2 separate regions of the Homo sapiens genome follow, and region 1 is linked to region 2. Evidence: chromatin loops called from intact Hi-C (ENCODE). Cell type or tissue: B cell. All regions are shown on one strand.

Region 1 (8,000 bases), 250 kb before region 2:
CCTGTTCCCTCCCTGAAAGGCATTAGAGGAAATGATCAGGGATGAGAGCAGAAGGCCACCCCAGGGCATCCCAGTAGTCAAATGCTATACCTACAAACCCCAGGCACAGGTGTACTATGGACAGCCTGAGACAGGATCTCCCTGCAAACAGGCACATCCTGGGGAAGGTGCACTCCTTAGGGCCCTCCAGGCTGATGCTTCCTCAGGAAGGACATGGGGGCCAGGGGAATGCACTATAATCAAACAGCAGGCCTGAGGCTTCCGTTCTGAAACAAAGCTGAGCTATAGACCACACTGTTCACAGCTGGAAGGTGCCCAGGACAGGAGGCACCAGGTAAGCCACTGCAGCCACAGCAGCTGGTGAGAGCCTAGTCCCAGCACAGCGGTAGAGACATAAGGTCCTTTCCCTTGTCCTGGTCTTCCTGTCCCCTTTCTCAACTTCTTTTCCCGCCTTCTAATGTTCCCTACCTCACGTTGGCATTCCAGGGGCTTTCTAGGACGTGAGTCATAGAAATCAAATCAATTTGGCAGACAAAACACCACATCCACCCCAGCCCTTCCTCCCTATAGTCCTTGAAATAACAGGCCAGAGAGAATAATAAATCCAAAAGCACTGGAAAACAATAAAAAATACCATCAAAAGACCAGAATTATTCAAGAATTGCTAAAACTATGGAGCAATGAGAATCAAATAGATATAAAAAGAAGAGAGAAAAATGCAGACAAAATGTGCAGAACATACCACAGAAGTAGAAAAGATCTGGGGTCATCACAGATTCAGAGTCAGATGAAGCCAGGAGCAAGAACGATACCCAGGCCAATCCCAATGAGAACAATGGGAGCCCCTGGCAGAGGCACTCCCTTCCCCTAACTTGCTTGTGTGAAGGAAGCTTGCTGTGCACTTCCTAGTTAAACTAAGTGTGAATATAAGGGTTAGAGCAAGAGAAAAGCAAATGAGACGGCCACCAAAGCCCCCGTCCCAGTCCTAGGCTACATGCCAGCCTCCCACCTCACCAAGCAGGACCTTCTGCCTCTTCCCCACCATCACTAGAATGAGGGCCTGGAATCCAAATCAGCCCCATGGAAATCAACCAACAGGTATACGGGATTCTCAAGCACCAACGTGACAGACAACCAAGAGTCGCTCAACACATGAAGGAAAACAATTCAAAGAGAGGCAGCAACTCACACAGAAACAGCGATACCTAAGGACAGAATGATCAGAGTTAAGAGAACAAGTATTCACAGCTAGACTTCAACCTAAAAGCCTAGCCCCTGAAACTTCTAGGAAAACACCATAAGAGAAAACATTCTGTAGGCTTAGAATAGGCAAATATTTTTAGGATACAAAAAACACAAACCATAAAAGAAAAAAAATATTATCTGGACACCACTATTAAAATACCTGTACACTATAAAGGAAATAAACATGAAAGACTGGAAGGATATATCTTCAGTATAAATCATATACAAAACACAACTCAATAAGAGATCAAATAACCCAATAAAAATGGGTATAACTGTCACTAAAGACCAATACTGTATGATTCCATTTATATGAAATATTCAAGCAAATCTATAGAGATGGAACCTTCATCTGTAGTCATCAGGAGCTGGGGGGAGGGAAGACTGCTAATGAAGACGGGGTTACTTTGGGGGTGTTGAAAATGTTTTCATATTGCCTATGATGATGGCTGCCCAATTCTGTGTTAATATTACATATGTAAGTGGACTTCAAAAAGTTCATGGAAAACGGAATTAAAAGATAAAAAATATAAACTTTATTTCTCAATATAAGCTCCATCAAGTTCAGGACACTTTTGTAAAAGACGATACCAGCCATTTAGTCCACCCATAAAGAACCAAGGGTCCTAGGAATTTAACCATGTCAATCCAGTCTTTTTTCTACATTATTAACTGAAGAAAAATGGGTGCCCTTTAAAGATTTTTTTTCTTTTTTTTTTTTAGACAGAGTTTCACTCTGTCGCCCAGGCTGGAGTGCAGTGGCACGGTCTCGGCTCACCGCAACCTCCACCTCCCGGGTTCAAGTGACTTTCCTGCCTCATCCTCCCAAGTAGCTGTGATTACAGGTATGTGCCACCACACCCAGCTAATTTTTGTATTTTTAGTAGAGACAGGGTTTCACCATGTTGGCCAGGCGGGTCTCAAACTCCTGACCTCAAGTGATCCACCTGCCTCGGCCTCTCAAAGTGCTGAGATTACAGGCATGAGCCACCATGACCGACCTAAAGATTTTTAAGATTAGAAAACAAAAAGAAGTCAGAAAGAGCCAAATCAGGACTGTAAAGTGAATGCCTACAGATTTCCCATTGAAACTCTTGCAAAATTGCCCTTGATTGATGAGGAATGAGCAGCAGCCTTGTGGTGGTGGAGAAGGACCCTCTGGTGAAGCTTTCTGGGCATTTTTTTGCTAAAGTTTTGGCTTTCTCAAGACACTCTCATCATAAGCAGATGTTATTGCTCTTTGGCCCTCTAGAAAGCCAACAAGTAAAATGTCTTCAGCATCTCAAAAAACTGTTGCTGTGACTTCTGCTCCTGATCACTTCTGCTGTGACTGGGCCACTTCCCCCTTTTAGGAGCCATTGCTTTGTCTCCAGGATCCTACTGGTAAAGCCATGTTCCATCTCCTGTTACAACTCTTCAGAGAAATGCTTCAGGATCTTGATACCACTTGTTTAAAATTTCCATTCAAAGTTCTGCTCTTGTCTGCAGCTGATCCAGGCAGAATGGTTTTGGCACTCATAGAGTGGAAAGTTTGCTCAAATTTAATTTTTAATTTTTCTGGCAGACTGTATAAACTGAACTAATCAAGATGTCTGGTGTCAGTTACTGTTTGTGCTGTTAATCACTGGTCTTCAATTAAGGAACAAACAACATTAATTTTTTTTCTCACAAATTGATGTGCATAGCTCCATCTTTAACATTCTCTCATCCCTTCTTAAAATGACTTACTCATTTATAAACTGATTTCTTTGGGACATTGTCCTCATAAACTTTTTTGTAAAGCATCAATGATTTTGTCATTCTGCCACCCAAGAGTCACCATTAATTTGATATTTGTTCTTGCTTCAACTGCAGCAAAATTCATGTTGCTTTGATAGGGGCTCTTTCCAAATTGATGTCTTATCCTTCTTAGTGCCTCAAACTAGATCCTCTTCAGATATGTTATTACAAGTTAGTATGAATTTATTTTGGTGCAAAACTTTTGAACTCCATGCATAATTTTTTCATAATATGCATTTTCCACAAACTTTCTGAAGACCCCTTTTGTGTGTGTGTGTGTGTGTGTGTGTGTGTGTGTGTGTAAAGCTGTTATATAAAAAATAGGCAAAAGATTTGAGTAGATACTTCACAGAAAATATACAGATGCCCCAAAAGTACATGTAAATAAAAGTTAAACATCATTAATCATCAGGGAAATGCAAATTAAAACCACGAGACATCATCACTCACTGATTAGAATGGCTAAAACTTAAAAGACAATGCCAAGTGTTAGCAAGAATATACAATAACTGAAACTCTCACACGTTGCTGGTGGGAACATAAAATATTATTATCTATTTTGGAAGACAGTTTGGCAGTTTCTTACAAAGTCAATCACATGACATAACCCAGTAACTATGTCTGTCTTTTACCCAAGAGAAATGGAAACATATATCCACATGAAAACTTATACATAAATATTTATAGAAGTTGTATTTGTAAAAGCCAAAAACTGGCAACAACCCAAATGTTCATCAACATATGAATGGATAAACAAATTGCAGTCAATCATGCAATGGAATACTACTGTGCAATAAAAAGAAACAAATGATTGATATGCCAGCATGACTGAATCTCAAAAACATGCTGATGAGAGAAGCCAGGCACAAGATAATACACTGTATGATTCCATGTATGTGAAATTCTAGAAAAGGCAAATCTAATCTATAGTGACAAAAAGTAGATCAGGGGTTTCCTGGGCGTGACAAACTAGGGGGTGAGGATTAATTATAAAGGAGCATAAAACAATGTTTTTGGAGGGGGTTCCATATCTTGATGGTAGAGATGGTTACATGAGCATATATACTTATCAAAACTCAGTATACATTTAAAATGGTACACTTTAGCTTGTGTAAACTATAGCTCAGTAATATTGCTTTCAGAATACACATATATATGTGTGTGTATATATATATAGCTCATATTCCTTGACCTATCATTCCATTCCCCAGAATCTATCTATGGAAATACTCACATATATGTACTTCAATGCTCAATGGAACATCATTATAATCAACTACTACACACTTGTTTTTAAAATGAGGTGGACTTTCACATACTGACATGGAAAAAAAATCTCCAAGATACAATGTTAAGATGCAGATTGAATAATAACATTATCACATGCTCCTATCTGTTTAAAAACATATAAAACAAATATCACAACCACACGGGAAGTGTTTACCTTTGGGCAAAGACGATGGAGGACTTCATGCTTCACTCTGTATTACTGAACTGTTTTACAGAGTGAAAGTATTCATTAATTGCTTGGGTAATTTTTAAAAACTGAAAATGAAACAAGAAGTTTGGTGGTTGTCAAGGGGAGTCACCAAATTTGAGAACAAACCTTTCTTCAGTCAAAGCCCAGGACAGCATTTAAGAAGAAAACAAAGGTTTAGTGAAAATACAGACAGGCACATGCACACCAGAATTGCTGCTTCTGATAAAAAAGAGATCACTGGATTGTTCACTGGATCAATACAGAAAAAAAACCCCAATTTAAACAACTACTCATCCTCCAAGAGCTAACACAAGTGTTTCCTTCGCAGTGAGGTCCTTTCCAGTTTCTAAGGGAGCTCTCAGCCTATCATCACCCTTATCTTTGTTCCCACCAGGCTGAGCAGTTCCCTGTCCTGTGCAGGTCTGTGACCTCATGCTAAGCTGACCAAGGCTCAATACTTGACACTCATTTGGTGCATGAACCAGTTATGTTCCCAAAAATGATCCACATTTAATTTCTGAAAACTCAAAGAATTGCTACCATCTTCAACTCCCCAACAAAATACCTTCAGAATTGGTTTGGCCAAAGTGCCAAGCCCTGATCCTCTCCGGATGGGGTAGAGGTTTGGTAGGGGGTGACTTCAGAGCACAGCTCTGGGAATGACAAGCAGTTACCCCTCCCACAAGTGGAATGAAGGAGCCTCTTCCAACTTACCTTGAAAGCTACAACTTTTCCGGATATGGTACAAACAGATCTGATCACCCTCCTCCTGGCTAAGAGTGTTTGGGGACACAGAACCTGAACTGTCTTTTCTTTCTGCAAAGAAACACCACAAAGATATGTCAGCTTCTGATATGGGGTATAAAAGAGAGTTAAAGAGGATTCATTCAGTTCTCTGCACAAAAGTGGGCAACGCAAGCTCACAAAGCCCTATCGTGTTTGGGGTGAAAGTGCTCCTACACAGGTGGATCCTCTACTTTTTAGTGACAGGCTGGCAGCCTGACGCCACATGGCTGCTTGCCAGATCCAGGACTCCATGAAGGGGACTCCTTTCTCAACTCTCGCTGTCCATTCAATTCACTAGGAGACCCATTTAAAAACACAAGTGCCTGATTCTGCCCTAGACTGACTTCACTCCAGACTGACTGAATCAGAACCTCCAGGGGTGGGACTTGGGACACTTTTGTAATAAGGGGAGAACCATTGTCTTACATGTTGAGGCATCTTACAATTCCTTCTATGCCTAAGGTTGTGATGACCCCTGAGGGCAAACAGAGGGCTAATTTTATAAACTAGATTTGAAGCTATATAGCAAACATTCATTAATGAACTATCAGAATTGGGTACTAATACCAAGACAAGAGTAATAAAAAGAAAGTCCACATTTCAAAATGAAGCCCCTTTAATTAATTTTAGGTTAATTATCAGGATCTTAATATAAAAAGGGCACATAAATCCTTTCTATTTTACCTTTACTAGCACCATGCCAATGAGTCTTTACCTATGACATTTACCCTCACCCAGCTAACCCCAATGAGCACATAAAATTAATTTGCAATCCCTATTTAGTGTCACCTGTCGTTATTCATCTTCCCTTTTCTTTTTATAAGCCCCTGAGATACTTCACTCAAAATCTAGGTCTATGGGACCCCGAAGGTCATCTCCCTCTCTCCCGACGATGGTGACTGCTCTTGCAGCTGACATCACTGGCAGTGGATCCCTCCTCCCTTTCTGACAAGGCTATAATCCAACTGTATTCAAGGCTGTAAGATACTCCTAAAGATCTATTTAATACAAAACCTGTCTACTTCTAGGATTCCTACAACTGAAAGAAATCAACAAAACATAATTGAAGACAATGTAAAGAAAAAACAAATTCAAAAGACAACTTTTAAATATAAAAGTCAGGTACAATTAGAGTGGTGCTTTTGTTTGCAGGTAGTCCTGGCATGCAACTGACATTCTAGGAAGTGCTCTATTAAAATTGTAGCCACCACTACAGCTGAGAGGGTTTGATTCTGCTCTGAGGGGAGGCATGTCTCAGCTTCGCCAAGGAATAACCAGCACCCAAGACAGCGCCCAGCATGTGGCAAGCACACAAAGGTGCTGAATGAAAGAGTGGGTAACAGAATGGCCAGCCAATGGCTGATACTGTGAAATCCAATGAATGCCAGTGTATCATCATCTCCCTGACAGACCACATTATTCATCTGCCCCACAAGAGGTACTCAAGAAATGCTTATTAAATAAAAATCTCTGTTCAAAATCTGCCTGTCACTAAACCTGACAGTCTTTTTTAAAAAATAAGTATCCTAGCACACTCATTCATTCAACAAATGTCAGAGTACCTACTGTGGGCCAGGCACTGTCTAGGTGCTGGAGATGAGCAGGGAACAAAGCAAATTTACAATGGCTCAAAAACTCTACTTATTGATGTCAGGAATACAGCCAATGCCATAATTAAGGTATGCTTCTTTCACTCATTTTGTAAAATCAGAATACAACACAAGGAATGCTCCCCAGAGCTGTGCAGCACAGCATTCCTAACTTTGGGTTCCTCCCTGAAGAGCATGCTCTCGTGGGGGTGAAGATAGGGGTGACTGCACAGGGGGAGGAGCCAAGTCTCCCATTTCAGTGCAGACTAGGCCCATCCAGAATTCACTCACCATCAATACCAATTCACATTTGTCTAGGATGGCATGCTTGATCAAGTCTATGATTTCAACTTATCCTCACCCCCGCACTCCCTGCCTTGTTAGGAAAGCATCATCAACTCCATTTTACTAAAAGCAGCACCAGACTTGCCCAAAGTCACACATTCCATGTAATGGCTAGCTGGAATCCGGGAACCCCCAGCCCAGGACCTCCCGTGCTCCCCACCAGCCTTACCACTCCCCACCAGCCTTACCAGAAGTCCCCTGTGGGACAAAAAGAGGAGGCACTCTGCTGGGGGCAGAGCTCTTATTCTTGATGTCATGTGCATTTCTATAAATGGTAGGCAGCCTGCTCACCAGGTCTGAGCTCATACCCAACTTCTCCAATTTTTCCAGATTCTCAGAATTAGAGAAATCATGGGATCTCTTACAGCTAGTGCCAAACTTGCATTCCCCCTGTAAAAAATACTGGCAGATATGGAGCTTGATGCACTGCTTTTGAAAGGCACAAGAGCCGTGGGGTCCATCTCCTTTGTTGTAATGTTGGCAAATCTGTTGACAGAGAGGGAAAAAACCACCAGTTCAGGAAGGTCTCACACGACACCACCTCCCCAGTGGCCAGTCCACTGGTGAGAAAGGGGCTTCACAAGCTGTGATTCCATCATCCACACAGAACACAGCTATTACATCCCTCACTCTAGATGACGGCTGCTAACAAATGCCCTTGGCTAAAAGGGGAACGAAATGGAAAGGAGACTGCACAGAATCAGCCCCTCCACTGGGAAAATCCAAGAACTTCAAAGTGACTAGAGCTGCTCCTTTCACATGAGACAATGCAAATC
Region 2 (8,000 bases):
AACTCCTGGGCTCAAGTGACCCTCCTGCCTCAGCCCCCCAAAGTGCTGGATTTACAGGCATGAGCCATTGCACCTGGCCTGAATTTTGCATTTTAGTAAGATCCCAAGTGACCTGTACCCACGTTCAAGGTTGGGAAGGACTGGCCTACATCTTTCATTGTGTGTGTATTTTTAAATAAATGTTTTTATTAAAATAGAGCACACATACAGAACCATTTGATAAATTATCACAAAGTGAATCCATAGAGGCACCCAGCCCCCCGATTAAGAAATAGAATAGGGCTAGGGTTAATAGCACCCTAGAAGTTCTCTTTCCCAGACACTCACCCCCAACCCTGGTCCCCAAAGGTAACCAATATTCTCGCTTCTAATGGCATAAGTTAATTTGATCCACATTTGTTCTTCATGTACATGGAATCATATTGCACGTATTTTTTTGTGTCTGGCTGCTTTCGTTTGTGAGATTCTAAAATCCTCACTAGGAACCCCAGCCTTCCACTGTGTACTTACACATTTTATACTGCTCTCTCATGTTTCCTGAGTCTTCTATCCCCAGAAAACTGTAAAGTTAAGGAAAGCCCATTTTATCCAAATAAATATTTAGCGAGCACCCACACTGTGCCAGGATTGTGGGGGGCTGAACCCCAACATGTGTTGCCAAATCGAGAGTTCCGTGTCATGTGAGGCATCTTGCCTAAGTAGTTTTCAGGGATGTGGAAGATTCACGTTGGTATGTGATTTCAATCTCTGAAAGGAATTTATTACCTGCCCTAAAGACACCCCAAACTGCACTTCAGCACACAGCTAACAAGTGACAGCAGGCTTCTCGCTTATGTCTTTAGAACACATCATAAAACCTAGTTCCCAGGAGCTGCTGTCTCGATGATTTCTGCTTTTCTTCAAGTGTTATTTGGTTAAATATTGAGATTCCCTCAGCTAAAAGTTATAAGTCTCTCAGAAAGCTGTTGATGCTTGTTCTTCTCAGGGCTTCCAGAAATAAATTATGCACGGACACTTTCCCCATTGATGGTTGTGACACTTAAGCCCTCTTGTTTGTTTAATTTTTAAAATATTTTTGAGACAAGGTCTCACTCTGTCGCCCAGGCTGGAGGGCAGTGGTGCAATCATGGCTCACTGCAGCCTCAACCTCCAGGGCTCAAGTGATCCTCCCACCTCTCAGCCTTCCCAGTAGCTGGGACTACAGATGCGTGCCACCACACCTGGCTAGTTTTTGTATTTTTTGTAGAGACAGGGCTTTGCCATGTTCCCCAGGCTTGTCTTGAACTCCTGGGCTTAAGTGATCCACCCGCCTCCATCTCCCAAAATGACAGGATTACAGGCATCAGCCACCGTGCCTGCCTTCTTGTTTGATTTGTTCACTGTCAGTGTTGCTGAGACCAATAGTCAGTCACCTTCTTTCTGGGCCTTGATTTTCTCATCTCTGAAAAGGAGGAAATGTATTACATCAGAGGTTTCTAACCTGAAATCCCTGGATCTCCCAGGGAATCCATTAATCCCTGGAAATTATATGGAAGATTATGCATGTGTGTATTCGAGGGGAAGGGAGTCCGGAATAACTACCCCCATCCCCTCCCAAAATTAAACACCATCATGCTCAGTAATACCCAATAATTTTTTTGTTTGTTTGTTTTTTTGAGACAGAGCCTCCCTCTGTCACCCAGGCTGGAGTGCAGTGGTGCAATCTCGGCTCACTGCAACCTCCGCCTCCCAGGTTCAAGCAATCCTCCTGCCTCAGCCTCCCGAGTAGTTGGCATTACAGGCACCTGCCACCACACCTGACTAATTTTTGTATTTTTAGTAGAGACGGAGTTTCCCCATGTTGGCCAGGCTGGTCTCGAACTCCTGACCTCGAGTGATGTGCCTGCCTTGGCCTCCCAAAGTGCTGGGATTACAGGTGTGAGCCCCCACATCCAGCCCCCAAGAACATTTTGGAGCACTATCATTCCACAATCATGTGGCTACTTGTGTCAGCTGCAGAGCATCACTTTTGCTAAGTGTCTGGTTCCAGCTGAATCTTAAGAAAAGGTGATTCACTTTGCCTTTTTCCTTCCATAAGTTTTTCTGCCCTAACAGAAAGAATACTGTAAAAGTGCAACACCTCTTAATAGCGTCGCCCTCTGATCTCTTCAGGTGAAGGTCATTTCATTTAAAATAGCAAGGTCCTGAATCACGTCCATCAATTTTCATATAACCTCAATCTGGGTCCTTTTGTATTTGGCTGGCTTGTTTTCTAAATGCTGGAGCTATTCTAACCCTCAGAACGTGTCTGCAGGTCTGGTTATCATAACCAAATGGATGGGAGACGGGAGCATACCAATATATTTGGAACAATTCAACAATCCAATTTTCTCTACCCAGAGAAACAGCTCTGCAGCAGCCCCGAATGGCTACACATGCCAGGTTTGCCTAATTGGACATGGGTGTTAGCCCATCACCTGAGCAAAGGAGGGAAGCAGAACCCTCCCTGCCTGTCATGTTCAGAGCTCATTAGTTCCCACACAATCACATTAGGTTACAGATTTTCTGTGTGCCAGTTCCCCAGCGGTACCCTAGCAACAAGTTGAGCCAACAGTTTTCATTACAAACTGCCTTGGTCAGTATAAAGGAACCATCTTATATTTCTTCCAGAGAGCAAAACATGCTAGACTCTTAAGTGTTCTTAATAATTGGCTTCACTGCAGATGATAGAGGTGGTTTCAGAACTCATCCTCTTCCTAAAATATGTATTTCTCTGTTCTTAGTTCTCTAAAGAAATAGAGCTCCATGGCCTAGCGCAGTGCCTCACGCCTGTAATCTCAGCACTTTGGGAGGCCGACGTGGGTGGATCACCTGAGGTCAGGAGTTCGAGACCAGCCTGACCAATATGGTGAAACCCCGCCTCTACTAAAATTACAAAAAATTAGCTGAGCGTGGTGGCATGCGCCTGTAGTCCCAGCTACTCAGGAGGCTGAGACAGGAGAATCTCTTGAACTCGGGAGGCGGGGAGGTTGCAGTGAGCTGAGATTGCGCCACTGCACTCTAGCCTGGGCGACAGAGCAAGAGTGCATCTCAAAAAAAAAAAAAAAAAAAAAGGAAAAAAGGAAAAAAGAAATAGAGCTCCATGATCAACCTTTGTGACTCCAAGTGTGGCCCACGAACCAACCACCGCAGCATCATTTGGAGATTGCTAGAAATGAAAACATCTCAGCCCCACTCCAGACCATCTGGGCTAGAATCTGCACTTTAACCAGATCTTCAGGTGACTCACACATGCAAATTCAAAAAGTACTCCAGAGAAATCACCCAAAGCCCCACTAGTAGACAGTATCTGCCTTACATCTGTGACCTTCTAGCAAGTAATTCATGATCACTAAATGTGAGCCTCTTTCCTTCTCCCTGTTAAAACCCAGGGCACCACCAGAGAAGCTTAGAGGGAGGAAGGGAAGGAGAAACAGGCCCAGAAGATGAAGAACTTGGAGAGAGAAGGAGTAATGAAGATGGAGGAGTGAAAAATGAAAGGGCTTGGGGTGGCCTTCAGAGCCTCCCCATAAGGGGTTTTAGGCCTTCAGGGTGTTCTCCGTAGTCACACACTGCCTCCTAGAGTTACTTGGTTAATAGTCTCTAAATAGGACTCACTTTTTAACTTTGATGACTTTTGAAAAGAAATGCATGTCTCAGGTTTTATGTGCATGTTATAATTTTTCTTTTTGAGACAGGGTGTCACTCTGTTGCCCAAGCTGGAGTGCAGTGGCACTATCTCAGCTCATGGCAACCTCTGCCCCCCAGGCTCAAGCCATCCTCCCACCTCAGCCTCCCAAGTAGCTGGGACTACAGGCGTATGCCACTACACCTGGCTAATTTTTGTGTTTTTGTAGAGCCAGAATTTTGCCATGTCACCTAGGCTGGTCTTGAACTCCTGGGCTCAAGTGATCTGCCCACTTCGCCCTCCCAAAGTGCTGAGATTACAGGTATGAGCCACCATGCCCAGCCATATTTTTTTCTAATACACATTAAAATAGATTCGTGGCTATTAACATTTTGTGAAGTGTTGTTTGTAACCACTGCAGACGATCCCTGGGGACACCTGATCTGGAAGAATGATAGTCCAAGTGGTGCAGGAAGTCCCCTGAGAGCTGGCACAAAATCTACAGGGCTGGTTCTATATCCTCTTTTGTGTGTGTGTGTGTGTGTGTGTGTGTGTGTGTGTGTGTGTGTGTGTGACGGAGTCTCGCTCTGTCACCAAGGCTGGAGTGCAATGGCGCAATCTCAGCTCACCGCAACCTCCGCCTCCCGGATTCAAGCAATCTTCCTGCCTCAGCCTCCCAAGTAGCTGGGATTACAGCCATCCACCACTATGCCCAGCTAATTTTTGTATTTTTAGTAGAGACAGGGTCTCACCATGTTGGCCAGGCTGGTCTTGAACTCCTGATCTCAGGTGATCCCACCTGTCTTGGCCTCCCAAAGTGCTGGGATTACAAGCATGAGCCACCATGCCCGGCTTTTTTTCTTTTTTCTTTTTGAGACAGAGTCTTGCTCTGTCACCCAGGCTGGAGTGCAGTGACATGATCACAGCTCACTGCAGCCTGGACCTCCTATCCTCCCTCCCGAGTAGCTAGGACCACAGGTATGCACCACCATGCCTGGTCAATTATTTTTTTATTTTTTTTATTTTTTTAGTAGAGATAGAGTCTCATTATGTTGGCCAGGCTGGTCTCGAACTCCTGGGCTCAAGTGATCCTCCCACCTTGGTCTCCCAAAGTGTTGAGACTACAGGCATGAGCCACTGAACTGGGCTGAGGTTCGTACTATTTTCTCATGTGTCTAAACTGCATTGCAGGACACAAGGGTGTGGTATAATAGTTGTTATTCAGCCAAGTTAAAGCAGCAGTCCACTGCAGATCAGGAGGACCACTCACATAGAACCTGCTTAAGGGTAGTGGCAAGAACTTGGAATAATGATTGCAGATTAGGCCAAGCACAGTGGCTTATACCTGTAATCCTGGCACTTTGGGAGGCTGAGGCAGGCAGACCACTTGAGGTCAGGAGTTTGAGATCAGCCTGGCCAACATGGTGAAACCCCGTCTCTACTAAAAATGCAAAAATTAGTCGGGCATGGTGGCAGGTGCCTGTAGTCCCAGCCACTCAGGGGGCTGAGGCAGGAGAATTGGTTGAACCCACAAAGCAGAGGCTGCAGTGGGCCGAGATGATGCCACTGCACTCCAGCCTGGGTGACAGAGTGAGACTCCATCTCAACAACAAAAAAAAGATTGTAGATTAACAAGCAAATGTTTGCTTAATACTGTAAGTTAACATAAGGCACATGGGTTAGGTTGGCTAGAGTCCTGACTACAGCAGCCATCCAAGACCATCATCTGGGTTCAGAGCATGGATCTAAAAGAAGCAAGAAGCCCTCATCTGGATGTCGGTTGGCCTGAAGGAGCCTGGGGGCCTCTGATCTCCTGCAAGTCACGGCCACGCTTTCCTTCACTTAGCAGCTGGCCTCCACAGAGATGTCAGCAATTCGTAGGAACGGTTGTTCCCTTTATCCTTTGAGAAAAGGGACATGCAAAATAAGCCAAACATTTTCTAGTGTGAACAGACTGAGGTGCTACTTTTAAAAAGAAACAGGGAGCAACCGAAAAGTCCAATGGAAAACAGAAAATAACCAAGAGGTCAGAAACTAACACCAGAGAAGAAAGTAGCAATGATTTAAATGTGCGCATTAACAGTTCACAGGAATGGAACAGAGTTTCCATACGCTGAAAGGTGAGTCTCTTTTCCATCTCCACCGAGAGCACAACTTCAAAGGAACAGACTCAAATTGTCGGAAGGGCTAAAAAGAACAACTTTGACTTGTTAGGGATATCAGACTCTGATCCAAACTAACAAAGGAAATAATGTGCTCGCCTTGGAAAATCTTTTTTTTTAAATGGATAGCTTAAAAAAAAAAAGTGCGCCTGGCTGTATTGTGGGCTAGGGGCGGGTTCTGGCTGGACATTAGGGGTAGAGTCTCTGGTGTCTTTCAATCGGTTATAAAAAGCTCCTAGGCCCTCAGTCCAGTCTTTTCTAGAAGTACAATTAATTATATTGCATTAAATATTGCCTGCGGTAAGTGGGCCATCAATGAAGCTGAGTCTTTCTGTTATTTCTGTTTCCGTGCTTTGAAGACAAGTGTCCTCTCACAGAGCTCTTTGTAAACAGACTTTCTGCCAATTGAATAGAGTAGATTAATTGCACTATAGGAGGAGGGAGAACTTGCAATGTAAAGTGATTCTATGGTACGCTTTACTGTAAAAATGAGAGTCTATTGTAAATGTGGGTTTTTGAAAAGCAAAATGGAAGAGCCCAGGCCAGGTAAAAGAATGAATTCCCATCGCACATAGGATAGAGAAGCAGGGCAGCCGGCAGGTGCCGCATGCACATAAAGCTGTTAGCACCATGCCTAGCCCTGAGGACTCAAGCAACCCATGGAAGCTCCTGAAATACTATCAGCCTGTTTGGATACTGTTATCCTCCTATTCTCCCACGTCTACATAAGCACCAGCAATGACGGAGGATTAAGATTTCATCTAGTGCTCATCAATCTCTTAAATCTCTGTTCAGGAACTGACAGTGGTTCAAATCCCAGCTCTCAGCCGGGCACGGTGGCTCATGCCTGTCATCCGAGCACTTTGGGAGGCCGAGGCGGGTGGATCCCTTGAGGCCAGGAGTTTGAGACTAGCCTGGCCAACATGGTGAAACCCTGTCTCTACTAAAAATACAAAAATTAGCTGGGTGCGGTGGTGGGCACCTGTAATCCCAGCCACTCAGGAGGCTGAGGCAGGAGAATCACTTGAACCCAGGAGGCAGAGGTTGCAGTGGGCCAAGATCATGCCATTGCACTCCAGCCTGGTCGACAAAAGCAAAACTCCGTCTCAAAAAAACAAAAAAACAAAACAAAACAAAACAAAAAAAACCCGCCCTCCTCTCTCTCCACTTAGGTCAAGCCAACCTTCTCCCTAACCTCTGCAAAACTTCAGCTCCTCCCTGCTCTTGCCTTTTTCCGCACTCCTGGGAGCAAAGAGATGAAAACAGATGGTTGCAAATGACTCCTATGGACTGGAGCTGAAATGTAGGTTGAAGGTAACAGTGGAGAGAGTACAGGCAAACAAAGCCCAAAGTCCAGCTCCTTCTCCTCAGCTTTCTGCTCCCTCCAACTTTCCTCTGGAAAGTTCTCAACAGTAAACAGCTCACACAGTTCGGGAAGTTTGAGGGGCTTGCACTTTTTCCATGAAACTCTTCAAACAATCATATGAAAATATATTGCAATTATTAGACATCTGGTTTACCCAAATAATATTATATACAAGTACCATTTAATACAGAAGTCGGATTTTACTGCTTTTGGTGAAAGGCCAGAGTGAGATTAAAGAGCAAAGAACAGCACAATGTAACCTGAAGTTAGAGTCAGAGTGAATAACATTGCAAAGGAACTTTCAAAGGAGGAATTATTTCTGGGTCAATTTAACTGTAGAGTCTAAAATAACTTTAGCCGCCAGCTCAGAAGATAAAGTCTAAACGGACATGTCTGTGTCAAAGAGTAAGAAACTAGCTTTTTCTGAAACATTTCTTTCTTTCTTTTTTTTTTCTGAGACGGAGTCTTGCTCTGTCACCCAGGCTGGAGTGCAGTGGCACGATGTCGGCTCACTGCAACCTCCGCCTCCTGGGTTCAAGCAATTCTCTGCCTCAGCCTCCCGAGTAGCTGGCATTACAGGCACCTGCCACCACGCCCGGCTAGTTTTTGTATTTTTAGTAGAGACGGGGTTTCACCATCTTGGCCAGGCTGGTCTTGGACTCCTGACCTCGTGATCCACCAGCCTTGGCCTCCCAAAGTGCTAGGATTACAGGCGTGAGCCACTGCACCTGGCCTGAAACATTTCTCAAGTGAATACACATTAGAATTATCCCCCAAACCTTTCTAGTGAAAAGGGTTGATCGATTGGAAGGGTCTAGATGTGTCA

Evidence for each region. Hi-C counts contacts between places; a loop is a spot of excess contacts. Peaks named below come from ENCODE experiments on the same cell type or tissue, not always from the same donor. Only the 100,000 strongest peaks of a DNase experiment are listed, where the experiment ranks them.
Region 1: a loop joins it to region 2, with 14 times the contacts of the local background. A loop is called at or near these places in 7 of 110 quality-filtered maps.

The regions. Positions count from the first base shown.
Region 1 is chr7:140,049,444-140,057,443 of GRCh38, forward strand. PARP12 (poly(ADP-ribose) polymerase family member 12) reads right to left here. Exons shown (of 12, transcript NM_022750.4): 3 at 7,413-7,710; 4 at 5,219-5,320. Among named protein-coding and RNA genes, the nearest start is that of PARP12, 9.5 kb to the right of the region's middle. RefSeq lists a silencer at 2,312-2,512. In B cell, no CTCF peak of the experiment used is centred here; a DNase peak (open chromatin) is centred at 4,578; H3K4me3 peaks cover 780 bases; H3K27ac peaks cover 5,284 bases.
Region 2 is chr7:140,301,117-140,309,116 of GRCh38, forward strand. It overlaps LOC124901758 (a long non-coding RNA gene), which reads right to left. Exons shown (of 2, transcript XR_007060560.1): 2 at 167-1,441. Among named protein-coding and RNA genes, the nearest start is that of SLC37A3, 93 kb to the right of the region's middle. In B cell, a CTCF peak has its summit at 3,591; a DNase peak (open chromatin) is centred at 3,465; H3K27ac peaks cover 590 bases; H3K27me3 peaks cover 295 bases.